Regions from separate parts of the Homo sapiens genome. Here regions 1, 2, 3, 4, 6 and 7 are each linked to region 5. Evidence: chromatin contacts called from ENCODE Hi-C or POLR2A ChIA-PET data. All regions are on one chromosome and are shown on one strand. Each heading gives the region's core, a stretch centred on a gene start or an enhancer-like site at or near the end of the contact. The rest is flanking DNA. Distances are from core to core; before and after follow the strand shown. Region 1 holds the start of PIGU (phosphatidylinositol glycan anchor biosynthesis class U). Region 2 holds the start of ITCH (itchy E3 ubiquitin protein ligase). Region 3 holds the start of AHCY (adenosylhomocysteinase). Region 4 holds the start of MANBAL (mannosidase beta like). Region 5 holds the start of SCAND1 (SCAN domain containing 1). Region 6 holds the start of DYNLRB1 (dynein light chain roadblock-type 1). Region 7 holds the start of RPN2 (ribophorin II).

Region 1 (3,526 bases), core at 87-2,586, 1.3 Mb after region 5:
CGCCTGAAGTCTGGAGTTCGAGACCAGCCTGACCAACATAGAGAAACCCTGTCTCTACTAAAATTACAAAAAATTAGCCGGGCGTGATGGCGCATGCATGTAATCCCAGCTACTCGGGAGGCTGAGGCAGGAGAATCGCTTGAACCTGGGAGTCGGAGGTTGCAGTGAGCTGAGATCGCGCCATTGCACTCCAACCCGGGCAATAAGAGCGAAACTCCGTTTCCAAAACAAAAAAAAAATTTCTAAGCCTTCCTCAACTGTCCCTAGTTAGCCTATAATCAGCACATTTTTCAGCACACAAGGGTTAAGCGACTTGTTGAACTAGCTAATAAATCAGTCTACTACTCCAAAACGCATCTGTAGAACCTAACATAGTGCCTGGAAAATAGTTGGCGTTTAACAAACAACTGCCAGAATAAATTTTTTAAAAAATACACATTTAACACTCTTTAAAAACATAAAAGGTACCAGCCTGGGCAACATGGCGAAACCCCGTCTCTACTAAAAGTACAAAAACTTAGCCGGGTGTGGTGGCGCGCACCTGTGGTCCCAGCTACTCTGGAGCCCGGGAGGTCCAGGCTGCAGTGAGCTGAGATTGCGCCACTGCACTCCAGCCTGGGCGACGGCACTGAGACCCTGTCTCAAAAACAAAAAACATAAACATTTTGGGCAGGGTGCGGTGGCTCACGCCTGTAATCCCAGCATTTTGGGAAGCCGAGGCGGGCGGATCACCTGAGGTCAGGAGTTCGAGACCAACCTGGCCAACATGGTGAAACCCCATCTCTACTAAAAATACAAAAAAAAAAAAAAAAAAAAAATAGCCGCGCGTGGTGGTGGGCGCCTGTCATCCCAGCTACCCAGGAGGCGGAAGTTGCAGTGAGCCAAGATCGCGCCACTGCACTCCAGCCGGACGACAGAGCGAGACTCCGTCTCAAAAAAAATAAAAATAAAAATAAAAATAAACATTTTGGCATTGAAAACATACACGCAAGAGTGAATTTAACATCTGTTTAAAAGTCTCTCACAATCCCAGGAAGGCGACTACTTCCGCTTCTACTTTCAGCAGCGTTTCAGCCCCGCTATAGCGGCGCGGCTTCACAAAACACCTGCGATCGTAGAAGGTTTCGCCCCACCTTCTGCATACGCAGCTTGAGGCGCCCGCTTTCCGTCGCTCCGGCCCGCCTCGCCGCAAGGCTTTCTGGGAGCCGTAGTCCCCACGTCTGGCCTCTCCGGCGCCAGCGGCAGCGCGCGCCCACCCGCGGAACTACAGAGCGTGGCGCACAGCGCGCGAGGCTCCTCCGCCTCGCCTTCCCTCCCCGCCCGCGCGCCCGCCCCAGTTATCATGGCGGCTCCCTTGGTCCTGGTGCTGGTGGTGGCTGTGACAGTGCGGGCGGCCTTGTTCCGCTCCAGTCTGGCCGAGTTCATTTCCGAGCGGGTGGAGGTGGTGTCCCCACTGAGCTCTTGGAAGAGAGGTGAGGCCACTGGCTCGAGCAGACTGTCAGGCCCCACCTGCCCTCCCGCGGCCTCTGTGAATGGGAGGCGGGGGCAGTGACCGCCAGCGCGCGGTTCCTAGAGAACTAACTGACTGTCTCGTGGGGTTCTTGGAGAGGGCGGGGCCTGAGGGCGGGGCTGGTGAGGGGAGGGGGCGTGGGGACCGGGGCGTGGGGACAGTGTCGTGAGGTTTGGGCCCTGGGGGCCGGACCACCTAGTGGTGGGGATCTGAGGGGGCGTGTCCCATTCAGTGTCCTGAGCCGAGGAGTGTGGTCTGTGGGAAGGGTTGGAATAAGAGGAGGAGGTGCTTGTGGAGCGCGGCTTGCAGAGGAGTTTGGGATTTGGGGCGGGATCGCCAGGGGTGCTCCCTGGGATAAAAGGTTATGTGTGAGGGGGTCCGGGATGAGGGGACCAATTTTGCTTAAGCGAGGAGAGTGTGCGTGTGCTTTAGACGTCTCTTCTCAGTCTGGGACTTGCAGGGCAATTTTTGTTACTGTTCCTTACTAAGTTCTTCACCGAACATTGTTTTATACTAACGCCTACAGCGAGAAAGCGAAGTTGGCCTGAAGTAGCTGCACAGGCTAGTGAGGGAGACAAATCGTTATAATAATTCATGAAAAGTATACTTTATGTGTCCACCCAGTTCCTTCCTTAGTATTCTGACCCTGAATAAACTATCCCCTACCTTTCCAGTTTTCCAGAATGTGGGATTTGAGCTGACTCTTGAAGGATGTAGGGTTTTGAAAGGGAGATTAGAGAAAAGGAGAGTTCCAGGTAGCAGAAAGTAAATAGGATGAAGAAACGTTCAAGGATGTGAAATGTCCAAAGCAGGGGAGTAATGGGGTGGAAGCTAGGTTTAGGCCAGAGTTTGATGATTAAAAAAAAACAAACAACTTTTTTTTTTTTTTTTTTACTGAAGTACAGTATACATACAATGCATATTAAGTAAGTGTAGAGTTCAATGAATTTTTAAAAACTGTATTCACTCATGTAGCCAGCACCTAGTTCAAGAAACAGTATCAGCACCCCAGAAGTCCCCTTTGTGTCCTTTAAATGCTAAAGTTTTTTTGTTTTTGTTTTTGTTTTTTGTTTAGAGACAGGGTCTTTCTATGTTGCCCAGGCTGGTCTGGAACTCCTGGACTCAAGCAGTCTCACTTGGCCTCCCAAAGTGCTGGGATTTCAGGCGTGAGCCATGGCACCTGGCCAAGGCTAACGTTTTGATGTTATCCCATAGAATGTTGGTATGGGGAACGGCATAATGAATGGGTGTTTTATGAATAGAGTTAAGGTTTCTAAAAATGGTAACATATACCTTTTCTCATTTAGTCCTCACATTTATTTCTATGTGATAGATGGTGTTATTTTCCCCCTTTTACAGATGAGGGAACTGAAATTTAGAGAAGTTAATTTGCCCAGGTTTCCTAGTTGGGGAATGGTAATAAAGATAGTAATAATTCATGTCTGAGATTGTAAGAGCTTGGATTTGTTACCTCTGCGTATTATTTTTCTGTTGAAATGAATCGAAGCCATTTGGTTCCTGTTTTCTTCTGGATAACTGAAAACCTGAGGCAGTATTAGGCCCTTCTTCCTCTACACCCTACTAAGAGCATTTCTTATCTCATAATTACCTGTTTATATCCGGTTTTTCCACATTTTCTCTCTCTCTCTTTTTTTTTTTTTTTTTTTTTGAGATGGAGTTTCACTCTCATTGCCCTAGCTGGAGTGCAATGGTGCGATCTCGGCTCACCATAACCTCCGCCCCCTGGGTTCAAGCAATTCTTCTGCCTCAGCCTCCTGGGCAGCTGGGATTACAGGCATGCACCACCATGCCTGGCTAATTTTGTATTTTTAGTAGAGACAGGGGTTCTCCATGTTGGTCAGGCTGGTCTTGAACTCCCGACCTCAGGTGATCTGCCTTCCTCGGCCTCCCAAAGTGCTGGGATTACAGGTGTGAGCCGCCATGCCTGGCCTCTTTTTTTTTTTTTTTTTCTTCAAGAGACAGGGTCTCACTCTGACACTCAGGCTGGAGTGCAGT
Region 2 (3,720 bases), core at 211-2,710, 1.6 Mb after region 5:
TTTTTTTTGTATTTTTAGTAGAGACGGGGTTTCACCATGTTGGTCAGGATGGTCTCGAACTCCTGACCTCATGATCTGCCCGCCTCGGCCTCCCAAAGTGCTAGGATTACAGGCGTGAGCCACACACAGCACCCGGCCCATTTCTTAATTTTAAAAATAAATCGTAGCTTAAATAAACCTGTAAATACACATAGCAAGCTCTCAGCAGATCTGCCATGAGAACTTCACCTCAACTGATAAACCATTCCTTAGCCGATTTTGAGAATGGAAATACACTGCCTTTACATACTTCCTGAAGATCGAATTCTATCAGGAAAAGATGCAGGAGAACCCACCTAAGTGGGTGGCTGGCTCCAGGGTCTTACTAATTTTCAAGGCAAAAATCCCACAATTCCCCATCCCCCACTCCAAACCAAGTATACTGTAGCTGTGGAAGAATGGCAGAAAATGTAATAAGATTAGGATACGAATACAACCAAGAAAACAAGGTTGCGTTGTTATTGGGGATAATGAATTCCTGGCCCTTTACAAGTTCACCTGGTTACATGTCCAACTAACTTTAGGCCCAGCGTCTACTTCGGGCGCACAAATTCTGCGATTCTCTTTTCTGTCGCGGACGGGAACTGTCTTGGAAAACTTGAGTTCTCCACTTAAAAGTCATGTCATCATGCTTCGACCCTTAGAATACGTTCAACGGCTACTTTTTTCTTTTCTCTGCTAAAGAAAAGGGCACTCTCCGGAGGAAGGGCAGTGACAGCTCCACGTCTGCAAAAGTCGGCGCCGCCACGACGGTGGCGGACGTCGGGGAGGGCGCCGGAGCCGGGACCACCACGCCGGGGGGACAATGGAAGGAGGAGGCGAGTGGGAGAGAGAAGGGGAGGCAGCCGCTGTGCTGGGCCCTTCTAGCGACTGGGGGCTCGGAAAAGTCTCGAGAAGGCCAGCTGGGTGGCGGGGGACCCGGCCGCCGCCCCTCACAGGGCCACGTCGCCCGCGCCGGCCCCGCCGCCGGGCCCCGCGCGTAGGCCGAACCGCTGGAGAGTGGCCCCAGGCGGGGCTGAGGGGCGAGGGGCCGGACGGTACCCACGCCCGTCGTGGCCCAGCCCTTTCACAACTTGGAGCCCGCGAGGCGAAGGCCTCCGGAAGCCTGTGCCAGACACTGATCCCTCCGAACGTCCAGACAGCCCACCCCCACCGCCCGGCCCGGGCCAGTAGCCCGAGCTCCCCGCGCCCCCGACAGACACCGGCTCTGGAAGAAGGAGCAGCCGCGGCTCTGGGGTCCCGAACCGCGCGTCCCACTCCTCTACCCTTGTTCTCCCCGAACATTCTCATCCGGACTCCCTCCCTCTCCCGAGAACTGCCCCGAGTTCGCCCACGGGGGTTTACCGGGACTCGGGGCGGCGGCGACTCCTCAGTCCCTAGACTAAGATGGCAGCCGGTCCCGAGCCCCGACCACAGCTACTAGAGCGAGTTAGCAGCTAAAGCGCAGGCGCCTGAGCGCGGAAGTGGTCTAGACTACAAGCCCCAGCAGGCCTTGCGCGCCAGCCGTCCGGCCCGCCCCTGGCTTGAAGAGCTGGCTGCGGTGGTAAATCAGTTAAATCCCAGTTTTCCTCAGCTCCAGGTGAGATGGGCGCGAGCGGCTCCCAGCACCTCCAGGCTTTTTTTTTTTTTTAACACCCCGCCCACCAGAGCCTATAAGGACTGTGATTCTCAAACTATGGTGTGCATCAGAATCACCTAGAGAGCTTATTAAAACTTACACTGCTGACCCCCACCCCCAGAGTTTCTGATCAGAAGATCTGGCATAGGAGGATAGGGTCTGATAATTTGCATGTCCAACAAGCTGTCTAGTGATACTGCTAGTGAGTGAAATCATAATTTGAGAACCAATGGGCTATATAGCTTAGTTTATAACTTAGTTGTTCTTTTTTCTTTTTCTTTTCCTTTTCTTTTTTTTTCTTCTTTTTGAGATAAGGTCTCACCCTTCACCCAGGCTGGAGTGCAGTGGTGCAGTCATAGCTCACTACAGCCTCACACTCCTGGGCTCAAGCGAGCCTCCCACCTGGGCTTCCTGAGTAGCTGGGACAGCAGTTGAGCACCACCACACCCGACTAATTTTGTTCTATTCTTTGTAGAGATGGGGATGGGGTGGAGTGCGGATGGGATGGGGCGGGAATAGGGCCACGGTGTCGCCATGTTGCCCAGGCTGGTCTCCAGCTCCTGGGCTCAAGCGATACTCCCTCCTCGGGCCTCCCAATCGCTGAGATTACAGATGTGAGCCACTGCACCTGGCCTGGCTTAGCCTTTAACAATGTACATTAAAGGGCGTGGTTAAAAAGAAAATAAAAGAAAAAAAATGTACACTTGAGAGTTACACTGACCGGATTCAAATCCTCCCTTTTCTACCTTTTAACTGGGTGCCCTTAGGGATGATGACAACAGCTTAGTGGAGCCAACGTGGCCTGTCCGGTATTCTAAGAGCTGATACCAAGCTCCCTTTATTCTCACAACAAACCTATTACAGAAATACCATTATTATCCCCATTTTACAAATATATAAACTAAGTCACATACTTGATAAGAACCCAGGCAGTCTGGCGTGAAAGTCCGTTGTCTTAACCTTCTTCATGGATTGCTTGTGAGAAATAATAGGCTATGCAGGCAGAGACTCAGAGGTATGACTAAGTGCTCAATACTTAGTGACCTTTGCTATTACTGTTTAGCCTGTTTCCTCCTAATGAAAATAGTATTTTGCCATCTGGAAAGTCACATTTTTCAAAGTGACTTTTTTTTTTTTTTTTTTTTTGAGACAGAGTCTTGCTCTGTCACCCAACCTGGAGTGCAGCGGTGCAATCATAGCTCACTGCAGCCAACCTCCTGGGCTCAAGTGATCCTCTCACCTCAGCTTCCTGAGTAGCTGGGACTCCAGGCTCAAGCCACCACACTATCCTAATTGTTTTTATTTTTGTAGAGACGTGGACTCCCTGTGTTGCCCAGGCTGTTCTCAGACTCCTAGGCTTGGCTAGGGTCAGTGGCTTACACCTGTAATCCCAGGAGTTAGGGAGGCCAAGGCAGGCAAATCACTTGAGGTCAGGAGTTTGAGACCAGTCTGGCCAACATGGTGAAACCCCGTCTCTTTTTTTTTTTTTTTTTTTTTTTGAGACAGAGTATTGCTCTGTCGCCCAGGCTGGAGTGCAGTGGCGCAATCTTGGCTCACTGCAACCTCCGCTCGCCTCCTGGGTTCAAGTGATTCTCCTGTCTCAGCCTCCTAAGTAGCTGGGACTACAAGCGCATGCCATCACGCCTGGCTAATTTTTGTATTTTTAGTAGAGTTGGGTGAGCCACCACGCCTAGCCTTGTGAAACCCCTTCCCTACTAAAAACACAAAAATTAGCCAGGTGTGGTGGCGGGTGCCTGTAATCCCAGCTACTTGGGAGGCTGAAGCACGATAATTGATTGAACCCAGGAGGGGGAGGTTGCAGTGACCCAAGATCACGCCATTGCACTCCAGCCTGGGCGACTCAGCGAGACTCTGTCTCAAAAAACAAACAACAAAAGAAACATAAAGGCTGGGCGCAGTAGCTCACTCCTATAATCCCAGCACTTCGGGAGGCTGAGGCGGGTGGATCACCTGAGGTCAGGAGTTTGAGACCAGCCTGGCCAACATGGTGAAATCTTGTCTCTACTAAAAATGCAAAAATTTGTTGGGCATGGTTTGGGAGG
Region 3 (3,458 bases), core at 741-3,240, 1.7 Mb after region 5:
ATTTTTATTTTTTATTTTTTGAGACAAGAGTCTCCCTCCGTCGCCCAGGCCGGAGTGCAGTGGTGCGATCTCGGCTCACTGCAAGCTCGGCCTCCCGGGTTCACGCCATTCTCCTGCCTCAGCCTTGCGAGTAGCTGGGACTACAGGCTCCCGACACCACGCCCAGCTAATTTTTTTTTTTTTTTGTATTTTTAGTAGAGATGGGGTTTTACCCTGTTAGCCAGGATGGTCTCGATTTCCTGACCCCGTGATCCGCCCGCCTCGGCCTCCCAATGTGCTGGGATTACAGGCGTGAGCCACGCGCCCGGCCAGAAGAGTTTAATTCTTTTCTCATTTTTAGGTTAAAAAATGAGTAGAGGCCGGGCACGGTGGCTCACGCCAGTAATCCCAGCACTTTGGGAGGCAGAGGCTGGCGGATCACCTGAGGTCGGGAGTTCGAGATTAGCCTGACCAATATGGAGAAACCCCGTCTCTACTAAAAATACAAAATTAGCCAGGCGTGGTGGCTCATGCCTGTAATCCCAGCTACTCGGGAGGCTGAGGCAAGAGAATCGCTTGAATCCGGGAGGCAGAGGTTGGTGTGAGCCAAGATCATGCCATTGCACTCCAGCCTGGGCAACAAGCGCCAAACTCTATCTCAAAAAAAGAAAAAACAAAATTAGCCAGGTGTGGTGGTGCGTGCCTGTAATCCAAGCCACTCGGGAGGCTGAGGCAGGAGAATTGCTTGAACCCGGGAGGTGGAGGTTGCAGCGAGCCTAGATGGTGCCACTGCACTCCAGTGTGGGCGACAGAGTGAGACTCCATAAAAAAAAAAAAAAATTCAGGGGAAAAAAAGCAATTAAAAAAACATAACTATAAAAATAATACAAATTACAAAACAACCATTTGCATAGCATTTACATTATATTAGTTATAAGTAATCTAGAGATGATTAAAGTGTACGGAGGAATGTGCATAGGTTATATGCCAATACTGCCTCATTTTATATGAGGGACTTGAACATAGAAGGGTTTTGGAGTCCACAGAGGTCCTGAAACCAATTTCCCCTTCCCATGCCTGGGATGACTGAATTATACAGCAGCAAAAATGAATATACTCAAGCTATATGCATGAGTCTCATAAATATAATGCTCACAGAAAAAAGCAAGTTGCAGAAGGGTAAATACGGTTGATATATAAAGGTGCTAAACACAGAACTATTTAATGATATACGGATGCAGTAAAAGTATAAGAAATGTATGCAAACTTACTTAAATTCAGGGTGTTGGTTACTTGGAGTAAGGCGAATGTTTGGGATGTCAGTAGGTACCTGACAAATGGCAACTTAACTTTGTTTTGGTTTTTTTGAGATAGGGTCTTGCCCTTTCGCCCAGGCTCAAGTGCTGTGGTGGGATGATAGCTCACTGCAGCCTCGATCTCCAGGCTCAAAAGATCCTCCCTCCCGCCTCCGCGTCCCAAGTAGCTGGGACCACAAGCGCGCGCCACCACGCCCGGCTAATTTTTAATTTTTTTTTGTAGAGTTCAGGTCTCACTGTGTTGCCCAGGATGGTCTTGAACTCCTGGGCTCAAGCGATCCTCCCGCCTTGGCCTCCCAAAGTGCTGGGATTACAGGTGTGAGCCACCGCGCCTGGCCTGCAACTTTACTTATAATAATCTGTGTGGCAGATGTCATTTGGCCCATTTTACAGATGAGGAAATTGAGGCACAGGGAAGTGAACTGGCGGAATTTCAGTTCCGCTGGGTTTTGACACTGAATCAACTGGCTGAACCAGCGAGAGGACGGCCCGGCTGGCTCTCAGGCCTCTCCCGGCGCTCCCTTCCGGACCGGTGAGTGAGACTCCTGGGGCCACGCCTTGTGAAATTCTGAGGCTTCTTTTCAGGGATCGAAATCCCCTCCGGCTCCGCCCTGCGCGTTGGGCCCCGCCCCAGCGGGTCATGAATATGCAAGTGCGAGGAAGATATTTAAAGGCGTCGGCGCCACGCGCATATCCCTGCTCGGCGCTGCCCGCCCAGTTCCTGTTCCCAGACTGAGGCCCAGCCCCCTTCGCCCGTTTCCATCACGAGTGCCGCCAGCATGTCTGACAAACTGCCCTACAAAGTCGGTGAGTCCCAGGACCTGCAGCCGGTTGCGGCCGCCCGGCACCCGCCCGGGGCTTGTTCGTGGCGGGGGCTGCAGGGCCGACTCGGGGCTCTCTGGACCCCCTGGAATCGCAGCCTCGGCGCGTTTCTGGCCGCGCGAAGCCAGCTGGAAGTTGGAGTTCTCGCGCGGCCATGAGCGGGCCGTTCCGGGTGGCCGTGGACTACAAGTCCCAGCATGCCCCGCGACGCCGGGGCCGCCGCGCGGTCTGCGAGCCGCAAACTGGCGGCGTGCTCCGCGGGAGAGCACACCTGGCCACGGCCTGGGACGGCTGGCACCTGCCGGACCCTGCTCGGGGGGCCTGCGCCCGGCCTCCTAGGCCTGGACCGGACCCTGTCCAGCTGGGCGGCCCCGACGAGCGTCCACCCCTCTCTGGGCCTCCTACAGGGACGGCGAGGGCACCCCGGAGGGTGTATGAGGAGAGGCCTGGAAAGCGAGCCCCAGGCCGGCTCCGATCCTCCTCTCCCCTGGGACTTTGGGCCAGTTACCCAACCTGTGGGGTCCCCCACCCCTCCAGCAGGGGCAGCCTTGCAGAAATCTCGAAGAAAATTTGGAGTGGTTTGAAAAATCCTGCTGTCCCACCGATTGAAGTGTAATACAGGGATAGTTAACGTTTACTTAGTGTTTCCTGTGGGATCGGCACTGCCTTCTAGCTTTATTCTAGTCTCATGGCTCTATAGGGAAACTGTTCTCATTTTATGATGAGAATCCTGAGGCAGAGGTAACTTGCCCTCAGTCTTACAGCTGGTGGTGATGGAGCAAGATTGGAACGCAGGCCATCTAGATCTCTGAGCGCACCCTTTCACCACTGTGTGCAAGCGAATACACGCGGAACAATCCTAGTGAATTTTCAGCAAAAACCAGTTCAGTTTGGCTGGTAGCTTTTCAAGTAACTTTGACACTATTGGACCGGGTGTGGTGGCTCACCCCTGTAGTCCCAGCACTTTGAGAGGCCGAGGTGGGCGAATCACTTGAGGTCAAGAGTTCGAGACCAGCCTGGCCAACGTGGTGAAACGCTATCTCTACCAAAAATACAAAAACTAGCTGGGCGTGGTGGCGGGCGCCTTCATTCCCAGCTACTCGGGAGGCTGAGGCAGGAGGACTGTTTGAGCCGGGGAGACGGAGGTTGCAGTGAGCCGAGATTGCACCACCACGCTCCAACCTGGGCAACAGAGCAAGACCCTGTCTCAAAAAAAAAAAACAAACAAAAAAAGACACTATTAAGTCTGGAGAATGCCATCCACATTTATGGAAACACTTGCTGTATATCTGGTGATTTACGTGTGTTTACACAATAATCTTCATAGAGGTGGACGTAATC
Region 4 (3,219 bases), core at 47-2,546, 1.3 Mb before region 5:
AGACTGGGGAATAGAAACCAGTGTCAGAAGTTACTGTTTTAGGCCAGGCACAGTGGCTCTTGCCAGTAATCCCAAACACTTTGGGAGGTCCAGGAGGAAGGATATCTTGCCTCCAGGAGTTCAAGACCAGGCAGGAAAACATAGTGAGACTCCATCTCTATTTCAACTTTTTTTTAATTAAAAAGAAAAAAAAGCCGGGTGTGGTGGCTCCCGCCTATAATCCCAACACTCTGGGAGGCCGAGGCGGGTGGATCACCTGAGGTCGGGAGTTTGAGACCAGCCTGGCCAACATGGTGAAACCCTGTCTTTACTAAAGATACAAAAATTAGCCGGGCGTGGTGGCACACGTCTGTAATCCCAGCTATTCGGAAAGCTGAGGCAGGAGAATCGCTTGAACCCAAGAAGCGGAGGTTGCAGTGAGCCAAGATCCCGCCACTGCCCTTCAGCGTGGACGAGAGAGAGACTCCGTCTCTAAATAAATAAATAGAATGGCTTTAAAAAAAAAAAAAGGAAAGAAAAAGAAGTTACCGCTTTATGGCAATGGGTTGTACAGCCTGGCCCGTCCCATTAAAACAAATTCCTAAGAACCACGCAAAACTAGATTAGAATGCAAAGCTAAGCCACCTCTCTGGGCAAAGTCACACTGGTAGCCGGTGGGCTGAAACTGGTGTGCAGATGCCCTGCAAAATATAATTATTAATCTAAATGTGTTGTCACCATTTTAAAAATGTTTCTCATATTCATTTCTCGCTTCTCTTAGAATTCGTACAACAAACATGGACTGTGCACCTACTAAGGGCTTTACATTCACCACCTCGGTTTACCCCGCAGTACAAGCGTGTATGTCCATTTTAGAAGACGAAACTGAGGGCCAGAGAGGAACCGTGACTTGCCCACGGTAAGAGAGCCATACGGATTCGAACCCTGGCCAGATTCACTCTGGAGCTCAGGGTTCTCCTACTGCTCCACCCGTGGGAGGAAAGGCCCGGACCAGGCCATGAGGAGCCCTGGGTTCTGGCCCAGCCTCCGCACGAAAGCGCAGGGCTGCCCCAGGCGAGGCCCTCCGCCTCCCGGGGGGCTCAAATTCCCCTCCGGAAGTAACTTTCGAACAACCGCCGAGGGAACGTATTCAGGCCCTGAGCGGAGCGACAGCCGGGCCCACCAAGCGGCGCCGCTGGAGACAGGCCGGCCGGGAAAGCCAGGCCACCGCACCGAGGACGGCTCTCTCTCGGTTCCCACCCCACCGCAAAGCTGCGGCACTCACCTCCCGCGCCGCCGCGCCGCTCCCCCGGAAGTAGTTCCCTGCGACCCTGAGTCCCGGAAGTGACGCGCACTGAGCAACCAACCGGCTCTGTTCCGCCCGCGTTGCCAGGTTTCTGGGTGAGGCACCGCTGGGTTTTGTCGACTTTTGTCCCTGTTCTGTGGGTTCGAGCTGGACAAAGAGGTTTGGGGAAATGAAATCTAGAGCTTGTCAATTCTTTAAGCTCCTATATCACTCAGCTCGTTTCAGCAACATTTTTGTTTAATTAAAAAGAAAACAAAAGAAATTACTTCTCGGGGCTGGGCACGGTGGCTCACGCCTGTAATCCCAGCACTTTGGGAGGCCGAGGCGGACGGATCACTTGAGGTCAGGAGTTCGAGACCAGCCTGGTCAACATGGTGAAACCCCGTCTCTACCAAAAATACAAAAATTAGCCGGGCGTGGTGGCGGGCGCCTGTAATCCCAGCTGCTTGGGAGGCTGAGGCAAGAGAATCTCTTGAATCCCGGGAGGCAGAAGTTGCAGTGAGCCGAGATCGCGCCACTGCACTCCAGCCTGGGCGACAGAATGAGACTCTTCCTCAAAAAAAAAAAAAAAAAAAAAAAAAAGTTACTTATTCATCGCAATGGGCTGTATAGCTTGGCCCGTCTCATTGTAACAAATTCGTAAGAACTGCGCGAAACTAGATTAGAATTTTGTCCTATGCAAAGCTAAGCCATCTCCCAGAGCAGAGCACAGTCACAACTGGTAGCTGGTGAGCTAAAACGGGTGTGTAGCTGTCCTGCAAAATGTTCATCTGGATGTGTTGTCACTATTTCAAAAGTGTTTCTCACGTTCATTTCCTTAATTTTATGCCAGGTCCTGAGCTAGGAGCCTACAATGCAGAGAGGAGACAAACAGAAACACCTCTTGTAATTCAGACAGAAGCAAATCATTATAATTCATTCAAAAAGCATTCACTGAGCGCGTACTCTATGCTTTGTCCTTGTAACTGAGGACACAGTGCTAAAGCAGACACATACAGTCTCTGCCCTTGTGGTGCTTACAGTCCGTTGGAGGGAGACAGACTAATTAAATGAATGTGTAATCATATAACAGGATAAGTTTTTTGAAGGCAAAGAACAGTGTTCCATGATTAAGAAGGGGTGGGGGGCAAGTAGTAGGAGAAAAAGAAACCTAGATGAGAGTGTGATAACCAGCCTCCACCATAAACCCTGACGATTCTTGGCTCCTGATATCCATACCCCTCTGTAGTCACCTCCCACCAAGAATAAGACTGACCTGTATAACCCATAGGATATTGCGGAAATCTTGGAGCACGAGTTCCAAGATAAAGTCATAAAAGACATTGCAACTTCCTCTTTCCTCTGTCTTGATTGCTCATGGGGAATCCATGTTGTGAAGACACTCAAGCAGTCCTATGGAGAGGCTCGCATGGGGAGTAACTGAGCTGCCTGCCAACAACCAGCTCCAACTTGCCAGCCATGTGTATGAGCCAAGTGGCTCCAGCAGTCCTAGTCAAGCTTTCAAATGACTGTGGCCTGGCCAAAATCTTCAGTGTAAACTCAAGAGCAACCTTGAGCCAGAAATACCTTGCAATGCCACTTGAATGCCTGCCTCACAGAAATTGTGAAATACTAAATGTTATTGTTTTAAGCTCCTAAGTTTTAGGATAATTGGTTATGCAGCCTAGATAACATACATAGAGGATCAAGGAACAGAGGTTAGATACCAGAGACTCCAAAAAAAAAAAAGAGAGAGAGAGAGACCTATCTTGCCCTAAAGGAATTCAGTCTCTTAGAAGACAAATAATACACTCAACATTCACTAATCCCATACTATGTGAGGTGGCATGGGGGACCCAAAATGCATAATTTATTCATTTAAAAAATATTTATGGAGTTTCTACTCTGGATCATGCACTATGAAACTGGGAAGACAATGGTGAGTAGGTGGGATC
Region 5 (3,429 bases), core at 599-3,098:
GAAATCCAGATTTGCATGTGAAATCTCCCAATTTTTACATGTCAGCAACTAAAAAACATTAAAGGCCCACTGCAACGACTTTCAAGGTTTTCAGGCTATGGAAATGATTTCATGAGGGTCCACTTCTACCCATCCAAAGGAAACATCCTATGGTAGGGGTAAGTTTTATATCAGGGCTAATGGCATGTTAATGGTTGTTAAACCTGCTCCTCCATCCTGCACGGGCTCAAAAGGACTGCAAGGTCATAGAAAACCTTTCATATGAGGCCCCTGTCCTTTGAGGGCCTCAGTTTCCCCTTCTGTAAAATGAGGATATAAAACCTATTTGTGGCCCGGCACGGTGGCTCACGCCTGTAATGCCAGCACTTTGGGAGGCTGAGGAGAGTGGATCACCTGAGGTCAAGAGTTCGAGACCAGTCTGGCCAACACGGTGAAACTCCATCTGTACCAAAAATATAAAATATTAGCCGGGTGTGGTGGTGGGCGCCTGTAATCCCAGCTACTCGGGAGGCGGAGGGAGGAGAATCGCTTGAACCCGGTAGGCGGAGGACTCAGTCTCAAAACAAAAACAAAAACAAAAACAAAACTATTTGTGAGTCAGCTACCAAACAGAAAACCACCTGGCCGAGGGCTGTCAGGGCCACGTGCTTTTACCTACATCATCTCACTGAATTCTCAATTACCTCTGAGAGGTAAGTTCTATTACATCCACATTTTACTGATAAGAAAACAGTAGCTCAGAGATAGCAAGCAGTTTACCTAATAAAAACAAGAGCAAACTTCTTAAAAGCCCTTTCTCTCCAACGGCTTAATTTATTTAATCCTCCTAACAACTCTGAGCTGGGTATCGTCAAAGGGGATTCCACCAAGGTAGCCTCACTCCAACACTCTAACCCAAGGCTGCTCAACAGAAATATAATGTAAACTGCACATGCAATTTAAATGTTTTTAGAAGCTGCATTTAAAAAGTAAAAACACAGGTGAAATTAATAACATTTTTATTTGACCCAATATATGCAAAACATTATATTCCAACATGTAATCAGTATTAAAAAGTATTGAGATAATTTTTACATCAGTTTTTTCGTACTAAGTCCCGTATTTTACAATATAGCACATCTCAATTCGCTATATTTCGAGGGTTATCAACTAGCTACGTTGCAAGAGCTGAGTCAACTCAGGAGGCCAGCGGCCACCATAAGGGGCAATGCATTTAGAGTTCACTTATTAAATGCTGACGTTAACAGAACCCACAGAGCCGCATTTCCCTTGGTTTCGGAGGACACGCGAAAAATAACAACAGCAAAGGGTTCTCGAGCATCTCCTTCGCGCCAGACGGTGTGTTGTACTTTGTCATCGTCGCAGTAAGGCCGGTGCTATCGCCCTCCTAGTTTGACCAAGCGAGAGGACTTTCTCCAGATGGGCCCCTCCCGAGAGAATGGTCGCCGTCCCGCTCTCCTGTTCGGGTCACCACCGGCCGGGCGCCACTCGAACGAGCCCCGGCCAGCCGTCACCCTAATCATTCCCGAAGGAGGGGCCATCAGAGCTACAGCTCATCAGGGTCAATCAGAAGGGGCGCCCGCACGCAAAGGTCACCTGCAAACCGAAGCGGCGCACGGATAAGGTCCGGGACTTGAAGTCTATCTCCAAACATTCAGGCTCCTCCTCCGACTCCTCCTCGAACTGGCGCTCAGAGGCGCCACCATTCGGAAGGAGCCCAGGCCACGCGCAGCTCGCCCTCCCGCACCGCGAGGGCAGCAGCCGCCTCATGCGACTCGAGAACGCTAGAGGGCGCCGCTTCCGGGAGCCCGCAAGCGGCTTCCGGGTGCTCGCGCGCCGACCTGGACGCAGAGAAGCCAGAGACTTTCGCTTCCGGCTGCCGCAGGCGCTTCGCTGGTGCAGGTAAGCTCCGCACACTCTCGGCCGGTCCCGAGTCCGACTCCCTCAAGGGTGACGCGAGCTCTGCCCTTTAACCGGAAACGTCTCCCTGCTCACCCCACCCCCGCGCAGACGCAGTGCTGAGCACACAGCTACCGGACAAAGAGTGACGCCCGGAGCTGGAGTTATGGCGGCTACGGAGCCGATCTTGGCGGCCACTGGGAGTCCCGCGGCGGTGCCACCGGAGAAACTGGAAGGAGCCGGTTCGAGCTCAGCCCCTGAGCGTAACTGTGTGGGCTCCTCGCTGCCAGAGGCCTCACCGCCTGCCCCTGAGCCTTCCAGTCCCAACGCCGCGGTCCCTGAAGCCATCCCTACGCCCCGAGCTGCGGCCTCCGCGGCCCTGGAGCTGCCTCTCGGGCCCGCACCCGTGAGCGTAGCGCCTCAGGCCGAAGCTGAAGCGCGCTCCACACCAGGCCCCGCCGGCTCTAGACTCGGTCCCGAGACGTTCCGCCAGCGTTTCCGGCAGTTCCGCTACCAGGATGCGGCGGGTCCCCGGGAGGCTTTCCGGCAGCTGCGGGAGCTGTCCCGCCAGTGGCTGCGGCCTGACATCCGCACCAAGGAGCAGATCGTGGAGATGCTGGTGCAAGAGCAGCTGCTCGCCATCCTGCCCGAGGCGGCTCGGGCCCGGCGGATCCGCCGCCGCACGGATGTGCGCATCACTGGCTGAGCGGTGGAGCTGCGGGCGGCCAGGGCCGGGCGCTCTGTGCGGACTGGGGCCATGATCGGGCCCGGGGGCCTGAGCCTGGGACCCCACCCCGTGTTAATGAAAAATGAGTTTTGGCAGCGCCTGTGGTCTGGTGTGTCTCTTTCATTCGTTCTTATTGGGTTTATTTTACCAAGCCTGTTTCCTACCGCCTTTCTGGCTGGTGGCGAAACGAAGTTGGGAGTCCGTAACAATAAGGCCTTCGTTGGCTATAGTGGGATCTTTAGATGTTGACTGAACCTAGGTTATCCCTCTACCACACATGGGAAGTTTTTCACCTGGGCTCCCAAGGACCCACTTGGGTTTCTTACACGCAAAATAGCTGGCTCTATTAAATGCTCACTTAACTGGCTACCTCTATACCAATATGGGCACCAACTTGCACCTGCCCTTTGGGTACAGGCTTCCCAAAATGTCCAAGTTACTGGGCCATTTTAATGTGAAGTGTTTACTGCACACCTTCACAGAGATAGGCTAGTTCTTGTGAGCTCTGGCTTATGCCGCCAGGCTTGCTCAACTTCCTTGCCAAATTTTAGGCCTGTGGTAGGAATAAAGCAGAACTAGTTGAAGTAATGGATTATTTACATTACTGAAGCTACTCATTTTAATGTCTCTCCGGCTGGCTCCCTTTTGGTGTTTAAACTAGCATAATCGTTTACAAAGGGAAGAAAGAATTTGGCAAATAATGAGGACCTGTTCTGAAATCTTAAACCTACTCTGTTTCCAGAGGCTTCTGCCCAACCAGGAAGGAGCTAGTTAGGGTCCATGGACAGCTTGGATTGGTCCCA
Region 6 (3,713 bases), core at 339-2,838, 1.4 Mb after region 5:
TTGCAGCACTATTCATAATAGCTAAATTATGGAATTAGCGTCCATCAATAGGTAAATGGATAAAGAAAATGTGGGCCAGGCGTGGTGGCTCACGCCTGTAATCCCAGCACTTTGGGAGGCTGAGGCGAGCAGATCACGAGGTCAGGAGATCGAGACCACCGTGTTGAGGCGGACTAACACGGTGAAACCCCGTCTCTACTAAAAATACAAAAAATTAGCTGGGCGTGGTGGTGGGCGCCTGTAGTCCCAGCTACTCGGGAGGCTGAGGCGGGAGAATCACTTGAACCTGGGAGGCGGAGGTGGCAGTGAACTAAGATGGTGCCACTGCACTCCAGCCTGAGCGACAGAGACACACTCCATCTCAAAAAAAAAAAAAAAAAAAGAAATAATGAATGTTTAAGGTGATGGATATTCTATAATAAATATAGCCTGATTTGATCATTACACATCATATGCATGTATCAAAATATTACATGTATATCTACAACATAAATGTGTACAACTATTATATATCAATTTTTTTTACAGCTTAAGAAGTGATGTGAAAAATGAAGTTATACATATTTGAAGCATTATTACATGTTTGTAATGATGTGGAGATATTGTGGTGTAATAATGAAAAACACAGAACCCACAATTGCACATTCAATAGGGGCTAAACTGTATAAACCAAAAACAAGCAAAAAAGACTAGAAGTCATATGACTACTGTAAGTGGTTGCCTCTAGGTGATGACACGGTTTCTTTTTTCAATTTTTTTATTACAAGCTCTAGATTTCTAAATAAGATTTTTGAAAAAGTAATATATTCACATGGCTTAAAATTTGAAACTTTTTCAAATTTTGCCCAAGCTGTGAGGATTACAAACACAAAACCTGTAACGGCGTTGAGAACCCACAGCTGCAGCAAGCAAGGTAGAAAGCAAGCTTTGGGATCCCCAAGAGCAGACCCCGCCCGTTCCTGACTCTGGCACCCAGTCCCAGCGGCTAGAAAGAACCACGCCGACAGAGTGGCGGCCGTCAAGCTTCTAGGGTTCAAATCCATCTCCACTATTTCCTGGGGCAAAGCACTTGGCTTCTCGGGGCGCTGAATAACAGATATGTATAACAAAATGGGACTAAAGATTGTATCTACCTCACAGAGCTGGGAGGAGGCGGAGGAAATACAAGATACATAAAGTGCTTGGCAGAGCCTGCCACAAACTGAGCTCCCGGGAAACGTTGCCAGGGTTGCCATCGCGCACCAAGGCCCCAAAACTCTAGGCTGCAGGGCCGCCGCCCACCCCTCGCCCATCATCTCTTCCTGGCCGAGGCTGGGCTCCCGCTTCCGGTCAAGGGGCAGCGGGATCCGGCGGCCCCGCCTCGGTCAGGCTTTAGAGGCCTCCGCCGCCGGGTTCCACCCTCAAGTCGGCTGGGGCCCGGGCCCGGCCACGCCCAGCCACCACCGATTCCCTGTCCGGAGCTCTGAGATCCCCTCATCCTCGGAAGACTGAAGGCCTGGCGTGGGGTGGTGGGCGGCCGCCAGCCACAAGACCCCGGCGCACGCTCACCATTTCCGACCGATCCGGTAGCCCCGCGTAGCGAACACTTAGCGAGTCCTGTGCCTTTCTGCGCCTGCGCAAAGGTTTCTGTCAAAACGGACAGCTCTAGCTGCCTATCAGGAGCCAGCGTGAGGCGGGGGCGGGCGAGCCGATCTTGGCTCCGCCAGGATTCTTGGAAAATCTGCTTTCCACTGTGGCAAAGCGAAAAGCTAAGGAGCAGTGCGCTAAGCTGTGGAAAATTCCCAACTCCAGCCGTGCAGAAAAGATGCTGGTTCTGGCTGGACGCGGTGGCTTACGCCTGTAATTCCAGCACTTTGGGAGGCCGAGTCGGAAGGATTGCTTGAGCCCAAGAGTTCGAGACCAGCCTGGGCAACATGGAGAGACCCCTTCTCTACTAAAAAATAAACAAAATTAGCCGGGCGTGGTGGCGCGCTCGTGTAGTTCCAGTTACTCCAGAGGCTGAGGTAGGAGGATCGCCTGACCAGGAGTTCGAGGCTGCAGTGAGCCGAGATTGCGCCACTGCACCCCAGCCTGGGCGACAGAGCAAGAGACCCTGACTAAAACAAAACAAAACAAAAACCATGCTGGTTCTCGGTATCGGAAGAGGCTTTCAGTGCTGGTTCTCGGTATCGGAAGAGGCTTTCAGCTCTCAATGGAGGTCTAAGCTGGTTCTGGAGTCCCTGAGTGGAGCGTGGTGGGAGGGTATGAAGGCAAGTGGGACGGTTGCTGAGACCCGCTTTGCGCCCAGACTGAGCCAGAGAGAGGCCCAGGGCCAAAATGCGCTTCGGGATCGGGCAGGCCTGGGGTGGGGCTGGAGTCAGGTACCTCGAGTCTCCGGGTAAGATGCCGTGCAAGCTCGGAGATGAATTGGTTAGGGCTGGCCTGGGAGTCTTTAGAATCCGAGCTCAGCCCCGCCTCGCGTTACCTAGCAGAAGGCACTTCACATCTGTGTGTTCTGTCTTGTTCTCACCTCTGAAAGGGGGACTCTTCCCAGAGCCCTATGTTGTCCTGTTCCGGCAGGCCGCAAACGTTTCTGGGTCCTCTAGGAGTAAATAACTTCTGTTAAAACATGCTGCCGTTTAGTGAACCCTGTGCCACATTACTGTGCTGAACACGCACATAACGTTATCTCCGGTAGCTTCAGGGAAGTATCGGTAACCTCGATACTTTATAAATGCTGTTTCTCCCAGGCACTGTAGCTTGCTGGATTCAACGATGATCTAACTCCAAAGTTTCATTCCACAGTAGCTGCTCTTCAGTGAGGAAGGATTTGGTTCTCCTTCCAGGAGTGTCTGCATGTTAAGAGGATTGACTTTACTGCGAAGAAACCTAGCAGACACCACCGTAACCAGATCAAAGTTAGTATTACTGGCAAGGGGAGATATTGATGCCGTGTGCCCCGATAAAAATGCGTTAAGGGCACATCACCTCCGAGTCATTTTCCACAAAAACTCCCAGCCTTAAACCATGAGAAAATTTCACTAAATCCAGTGTGAGGGATGTTCTACAAGATACCTGTACCCCGCCCCCGCCCCCCAAAATCTCAAAGTCATGAAAGCAAGGAATGAATGCGGAACTGTCACAGATTAGAGGAGTAAGGAGAAAGAAAAATAACATGGGTGGGAAAATTGGTGAAATCTGAGTAAGGGCTGTAGTTTAGTGTTATTTTTACCAGTGTTAATTTATTAGTTTTGGTAATTCTAGCATGGTTATATGGGATCATAACATTGGAGAAAGCTGGGTGAAGACTGTGCAGGAACTCTTAACCATTTTTGCAACAGCTCTGTAAATGTAAAATTATTTCAAAATAAATTTTTAAAAGGACTGGATCCAAAGGAATTTCTATTGAATGCTGGAAACATTAGGAAAGCATTTAGCAAGGGGAAGAAGTGCTGCAGAGACTGGACCCTAAAACATCCTGGAAGATAAGCACTGGAAGAATCACCACTGTCTTGCCCATGGAGAACCAGACTGAGAGGAGTGAAAGGATTTTAACAGATTACAATCCCAGAAGCAAAAAAGAGAATGGCCAATAGTTCATGTGACAGGAGCCAAAATGAGAATGAAGGAGGAGCTGGAATAGGACCAAGAATGTCCCGGAGTGGCAGGCTTAGAGTTTTGGCCCGGCGCAGTGGCTCACACCTGTAATCTCAGCACTTTGGGAGGCCAAGGTG
Region 7 (3,640 bases), core at 200-2,699, 1.2 Mb before region 5:
GTGGCCCAAACCAGGGCAACAGCAGTGAACATGATGAGAAGTGATGAGAGTTAGTCTGGCTAGAATTCAAAGTCAAAGCCTATCAGAAACTGCTAATGGACAGAAAGACCTAAGAGAGAGCGGAGTCAAGATACTAATGCTGAATCCCCAATGCCTTGTGCACAGGCGGGTACCCAATATATGAAGATCTAGTGAATGGCTGCGACTAGCATTTTCCCACCTAGACCGTAAATTCCCCTAAAACAGCACCTGTGTCAGAATCCTAATCTTCTCACTCCATGTTAACGAGAGCAGTAACTTTTCTGACTAAAAGTTGAGCACTTAATATGTTAGGTATGCCCACGCTATGCTGTGCTTTGCACACACCAAATCATTAAATCCTCACAACATCTAAGCAAGGTGGCTATTTTCTGCATTTCACAGACCAGGAAAGTAAGGCTCAGAAGTAGTTACCTGCCCTAGGACACATCACTGAAAATCAAACTTCAGGCAATTTGAATCCAAAGTCTGCTTTTAACCACTTTACTATCCTGAACTTCTCAAATAATGAAACGGTGAGCCACTGACTCATTCATGTGTCACCCTGGGCAAGTAAGTTCCCTTCCGTGGGATTCCAACTTCTCATCTGTCAAATGGTAGTAACAAGAGTACATGCTTCCAAAGTTACGATGAGGCTACATGAAATTCCACCCTGCACAGCGTCTACTCAGTAACTTCCAATGCAGTTAACTTAGTTCTTACCTAGGGCCATGCACTGTTCTAAACTAAGCACGAAGATTATTTCACTTAATAAAGCAACTCAACGAGGCAGATAACGTGACTAATTTGACTAACTTATTTTACAGATGAGAAACTGAGGTGTAGAGGGGTTAAGTAACCTGCTTTGGGTTACACAATGAATACGTGGCCGACTGCAAGTTTGCACCTAGAGTGTCACTTGAGAACTTATGCTCCAGGCTCCCAGAGAGAAGTGAGGGTTTTCTTTGCCCCTTTCACTGAATGGGAAACTACAGCACAAAGAAGGACAATCTGCCCAAAACCTCACACGGAGTAAGGGGCAGCGCCGGGACCAGAACCTTAGGCCGCCTGGCCCAGAAGCCCGCGCGAGTGAAATGAATGAGGCCAGACCTAGGCTAAGCGCGTCCGCGGTCCCCACGGCTGAGCCTCGGGGCGACCCGTAGCTCCGCGCTGCACCCCTCCCCCAGGCACCAACCCCGCCAGGTCGCGGGCACTCCCACCAGCTCGCAGCCCTCCTTCGGACCCTCGATCCGAGAGCGCCCCAGCCAGAGCTTGTGCCCATGCCCCTGTCCCGCAGGGGAAGGGGATCCCGCCTGGCCGGCTCTCGAGCGGCGACTAGTAACCTCCCGCGGGCGACAGCCCTCTCCCCAAAGCCACGCGCAACTCCTCACCCGGCGGCGCCATTCCTCCGAGCAGGTCCCGCCGGAGTCCGAGCCGCGGGCTGACTTCCGCTCGGGAAAGTGGCTCCAAGAGCCCGCCACAGGGGACGCCAGGGACTCGCGGCAGGCTCTGCGGGCCAGGATGAGTTCTAAGCACAGGTCAGTGTCCGCGGCCCCGCTGAGCTTCGACGCTTCCAGCAGCCGCGGCCGGGATCCCAGTCCTCCCGCTCACAGGGCCTTGCAGTTCCCGAGGACAGACCCGCCTCTCCCCCGCGCCCAGGCCCACTTGGAACCGACCGTCTCGCAACGCTCCTATTCCGGGAGCTACCGGGACGCGGTTGGGCCAGGCCTCGGGGTGGGCCCGAGACGGGGCCGCTTCTGATTGGCCTGTCTGCTGTCACTCACTCGTCTTTCTGCTGCCCGGCCCATTTTAAAGGAACAGGAAGGGTCTCGTCGGGAGGGGATAGCTTAGAAGGGATTTTTTTTTCCTCTTTAGAAAATTGTGGCAGTTTCTGGCCGGGCGCAGTGGCTCACGCCTGTAATCCCAGAACTTTGGGAGGCCGAGGCGGGCGGATTACCTGAGGTGAGGAGTTCGAGATCAGCCTGGGCAACACGGTGAAACCCCGTCTCTACTAAAAATACAAAATTAGCCGGGCGTGGTCACACATGCCTGTAATCCCAGCTACTCGGGAGCCTGAGGCAGGAGAATCGCTTGGACCTGGGAGGCGGAGGATGCGGTGAGCCAAGATCGCGCCATTGCACTCCAGCCTGGGCAACGAGTAAATCTCCGTCTCACCAAAAAAAAAAGAAAAAGAAAATTATGTCAGTTTTTTCCAAAGATTATCAGTGGGGTTGTTAATAACTGACCTACGAGTGACGTTTTATCTGATTTGCAGAGCAATGCAGTGACTCATAGAGAACATATTAGGCCAGTTTTACAGGCTCAACATGGAGGTGGCTCATCCAGGAACACCGCTCTAATAACTAGCGCCAACTACTGAATGTTTACAGTATAACCCGACACTGTGCCGAACGCTCTACAAGCATTATTTCTTTTCTTTCCTTTTTTATTGATACGGGATCTTGCTCTGTCGCCCAGGCTGGAGTGCAGTGGTGCGATCACAGCTTACTGCAGCCTCGACATCCTGGGCTCAAGCAATCTTCCCTCCCGCCTCAGCCTCCGGAGTAGCTGGGACTGCTGCCTTGCGACACCACGCCCAGCTAATCTTTAAAATTATTTTTGGTAGATACCGCGTCTCGCTTTGTTGCCCAGGCTGGTCTGGAACTCGGGCTCAAAGGATCCTTCGGCCTTAGCCTCCCAAAGTGCTGAGATTACAGGCTAATCCCATTTTAAAGAGAAGGAAACAGATTTGAACCTAGGCAGCTGACTCCAGAATCTGTGCTTTTAACTACAGTTTTATGAACATATAAAGTATGCACAATATAACTCTTATTAACGTTATTATTGTCCCAAATGTTATCCCGCATGGGAGAGAGTCAGTTCTTTCTGTGTCTGTTATGATAGCCACTAGCCTTATGTGGATATTTAAATTTGAATTTAAATGGATTAAAATTAAGTAAAATTTAAAATTCAGTCTCTCATTTGTACTAGCCACATTTCAAGTGCTCAGTAGCCACAGATAACTAGTGGATATCAGATTGGACCACTCAAAATTATAGGACATCTTCATTATTGCAGAAAGTTCCATTGGGCAGTGCTGATGTAGAATATATAAAGAATTCTCCCAGCTCAAGAATAAGACAACCAACCAGTGGTGTGCTGGAGCTGTCTCATACTATCTTGAGAGTCCATTGTTAAATTTGCAGTAATTTTGCAAATTGGTTAAATACAGCCATTTAGAAAATTATATCAATTTAGGATGAAATAAAGTATATTGAAAACAAAACTCATTATTTTCTAATTATTTCACTACATTTTACGTTTTGTGTGCTTTTGTGGTTGCTTATATCTGTTGTAACTGTGTGGTGGAAATATATGACAGTATGCCATTGAACATCTCTTCCCAAGGTAGTATTGGTAGCTTGATTTTGGCCATGATGGGAGTATTTACACCACAGACTTAGCATATGCAGCCAGGAATGGTGGCTCAGTCTGTAATCCCAGAGCTTTTGGGAGGCTGAGGTAGGAGGATCACTTGAGTCCAGGAATTCGAGACCCACCTGGGCAACACAGCAAGACCTGCCTCTACAAAAAAAAAATTTTGATTAGCCAGGTGTGGTGG

Evidence for each region. A loop is a pair of places that touch in the nucleus more often than their neighbours do. ChIA-PET counts read pairs that join two places held with the same protein, here RNA polymerase II (POLR2A). Pooled maps may share reads with other maps.
Region 1: a map of CD8-positive, alpha-beta T cell shows a loop between it and region 5 (15-fold over the local background). The contact joins the promoter of PIGU here to the promoter of SCAND1 in region 5. A Hi-C loop is called at or near these places in 2 of 168 maps with a recorded cell type or tissue (CD8-positive, alpha-beta T cell and naive thymus-derived CD4-positive, alpha-beta T cell) and 6 of 50 pooled maps. POLR2A ChIA-PET finds 5 or more read pairs at or near these places in 2 of 52 experiments (CD4-positive, alpha-beta T cell and CD8-positive, alpha-beta memory T cell).
Region 2: a map of CD4-positive, alpha-beta T cell shows a loop between it and region 5 (9-fold over the local background). The contact joins the promoter of ITCH here to the promoter of SCAND1 in region 5. A Hi-C loop is called at or near these places in 3 of 168 maps with a recorded cell type or tissue (CD4-positive, alpha-beta T cell, CD8-positive, alpha-beta T cell and ascending aorta) and 7 of 50 pooled maps. POLR2A ChIA-PET finds 5 or more read pairs at or near these places in 2 of 52 experiments (CD4-positive, alpha-beta T cell and CD8-positive, alpha-beta memory T cell).
Region 3: a map of CD4-positive, alpha-beta T cell shows a loop between it and region 5 (4-fold over the local background). The contact joins the promoter of AHCY here to the promoter of SCAND1 in region 5. A Hi-C loop is called at or near these places in 2 of 168 maps with a recorded cell type or tissue (CD4-positive, alpha-beta T cell and naive thymus-derived CD4-positive, alpha-beta T cell), 1 of 37 single-sample maps with no recorded cell type and 11 of 50 pooled maps. POLR2A ChIA-PET finds 5 or more read pairs at or near these places in 3 of 52 experiments (CD4-positive, alpha-beta T cell, CD4-positive, alpha-beta memory T cell and CD8-positive, alpha-beta T cell).
Region 4: a loop to region 5 is called in a pooled map, with 9 times the contacts of the local background. The contact joins the promoter of MANBAL here to the promoter of SCAND1 in region 5. A Hi-C loop is called at or near these places in 1 of 37 single-sample maps with no recorded cell type and 5 of 50 pooled maps. POLR2A ChIA-PET finds 5 or more read pairs at or near these places in 1 of 52 experiments (activated B cell).
Region 6: a map of CD8-positive, alpha-beta T cell shows a loop between it and region 5 (10-fold over the local background). The contact joins the promoter of DYNLRB1 here to the promoter of SCAND1 in region 5. A Hi-C loop is called at or near these places in 1 of 168 maps with a recorded cell type or tissue (CD8-positive, alpha-beta T cell) and 6 of 50 pooled maps. POLR2A ChIA-PET finds 5 or more read pairs at or near these places in 5 of 52 experiments (CD4-positive, alpha-beta T cell, CD4-positive, alpha-beta memory T cell, GM10248 and 2 more).
Region 7: a map of naive thymus-derived CD4-positive, alpha-beta T cell shows a loop between it and region 5 (16-fold over the local background). The contact joins the promoter of RPN2 here to the promoter of SCAND1 in region 5. A Hi-C loop is called at or near these places in 1 of 168 maps with a recorded cell type or tissue (naive thymus-derived CD4-positive, alpha-beta T cell), 2 of 37 single-sample maps with no recorded cell type and 9 of 50 pooled maps. POLR2A ChIA-PET finds 5 or more read pairs at or near these places in 2 of 52 experiments (CD4-positive, alpha-beta T cell and activated CD4-positive, alpha-beta memory T cell).

Annotation. Positions count from the first base shown.
Region 1 is chr20:34,674,902-34,678,427 of GRCh38, reverse strand. It overlaps PIGU (phosphatidylinositol glycan anchor biosynthesis class U), which reads left to right and starts at 1,336. Exons shown (of 12, transcript NM_080476.5): 1 at 1,336-1,472. The coding sequence starts at 1,343. RefSeq lists enhancers at 96-981, 982-1,868 and silencers at 1,267-1,376, 1,617-1,716.
Region 2 is chr20:34,361,013-34,364,732 of GRCh38, reverse strand. ITCH (itchy E3 ubiquitin protein ligase) reads right to left here and starts at 1,460. Exons shown (of 25, transcript NM_031483.7): 1 at 1,384-1,460. RefSeq lists a silencer at 926-1,155.
Region 3 is chr20:34,301,887-34,305,344 of GRCh38, reverse strand. It overlaps AHCY (adenosylhomocysteinase), which reads left to right and starts at 1,990. Exons shown (of 10, transcript NM_000687.4): 1 at 1,990-2,102. The coding sequence starts at 2,075. RefSeq lists enhancers at 1,626-1,745, 1,766-1,815 and a silencer at 2,386-2,615.
Region 4 is chr20:37,287,732-37,290,950 of GRCh38, reverse strand. It overlaps MANBAL (mannosidase beta like), which reads right to left and starts at 1,296. Exons shown (of 3, transcript NM_001003897.2): 1 at 1,265-1,296. RefSeq lists enhancers at 422-1,326, 1,399-1,508.
Region 5 is chr20:35,952,921-35,956,349 of GRCh38, reverse strand. It overlaps SCAND1 (SCAN domain containing 1), which reads left to right and starts at 1,848. Exons shown (of 2, transcript NM_033630.3): 1 at 1,848-1,902; 2 at 2,011-2,726. The coding sequence starts at 2,066. The coding sequence ends at 2,605. It also overlaps a transcript of CNBD2 not described here. RefSeq lists enhancers at 1,281-1,490, 1,591-1,790, 1,871-2,130, 2,251-2,330.
Region 6 is chr20:34,514,297-34,518,009 of GRCh38, reverse strand. DYNLRB1 (dynein light chain roadblock-type 1) reads right to left here and starts at 1,588. Exons shown (of 4, transcript NM_014183.4): 1 at 1,549-1,588. The coding sequence starts at 1,551. RefSeq lists enhancers at 1,057-1,236, 903-1,768, 2,157-2,396, 2,507-2,566 and a silencer at 1,587-1,696.
Region 7 is chr20:37,177,139-37,180,778 of GRCh38, reverse strand. RPN2 (ribophorin II) reads right to left here and starts at 1,449. Exons shown (of 17, transcript NM_002951.5): 1 at 1,410-1,449. The coding sequence starts at 1,422. MROH8 (maestro heat like repeat family member 8) reads left to right here and starts at 1,231. Exons shown (of 25, transcript NM_152503.8): 1 at 1,231-1,390; 2 at 1,392-1,556. The coding sequence starts at 1,299. RefSeq lists a silencer at 1,174-1,223 and enhancers at 774-1,331, 1,344-1,393, 1,744-1,823, 1,332-1,891.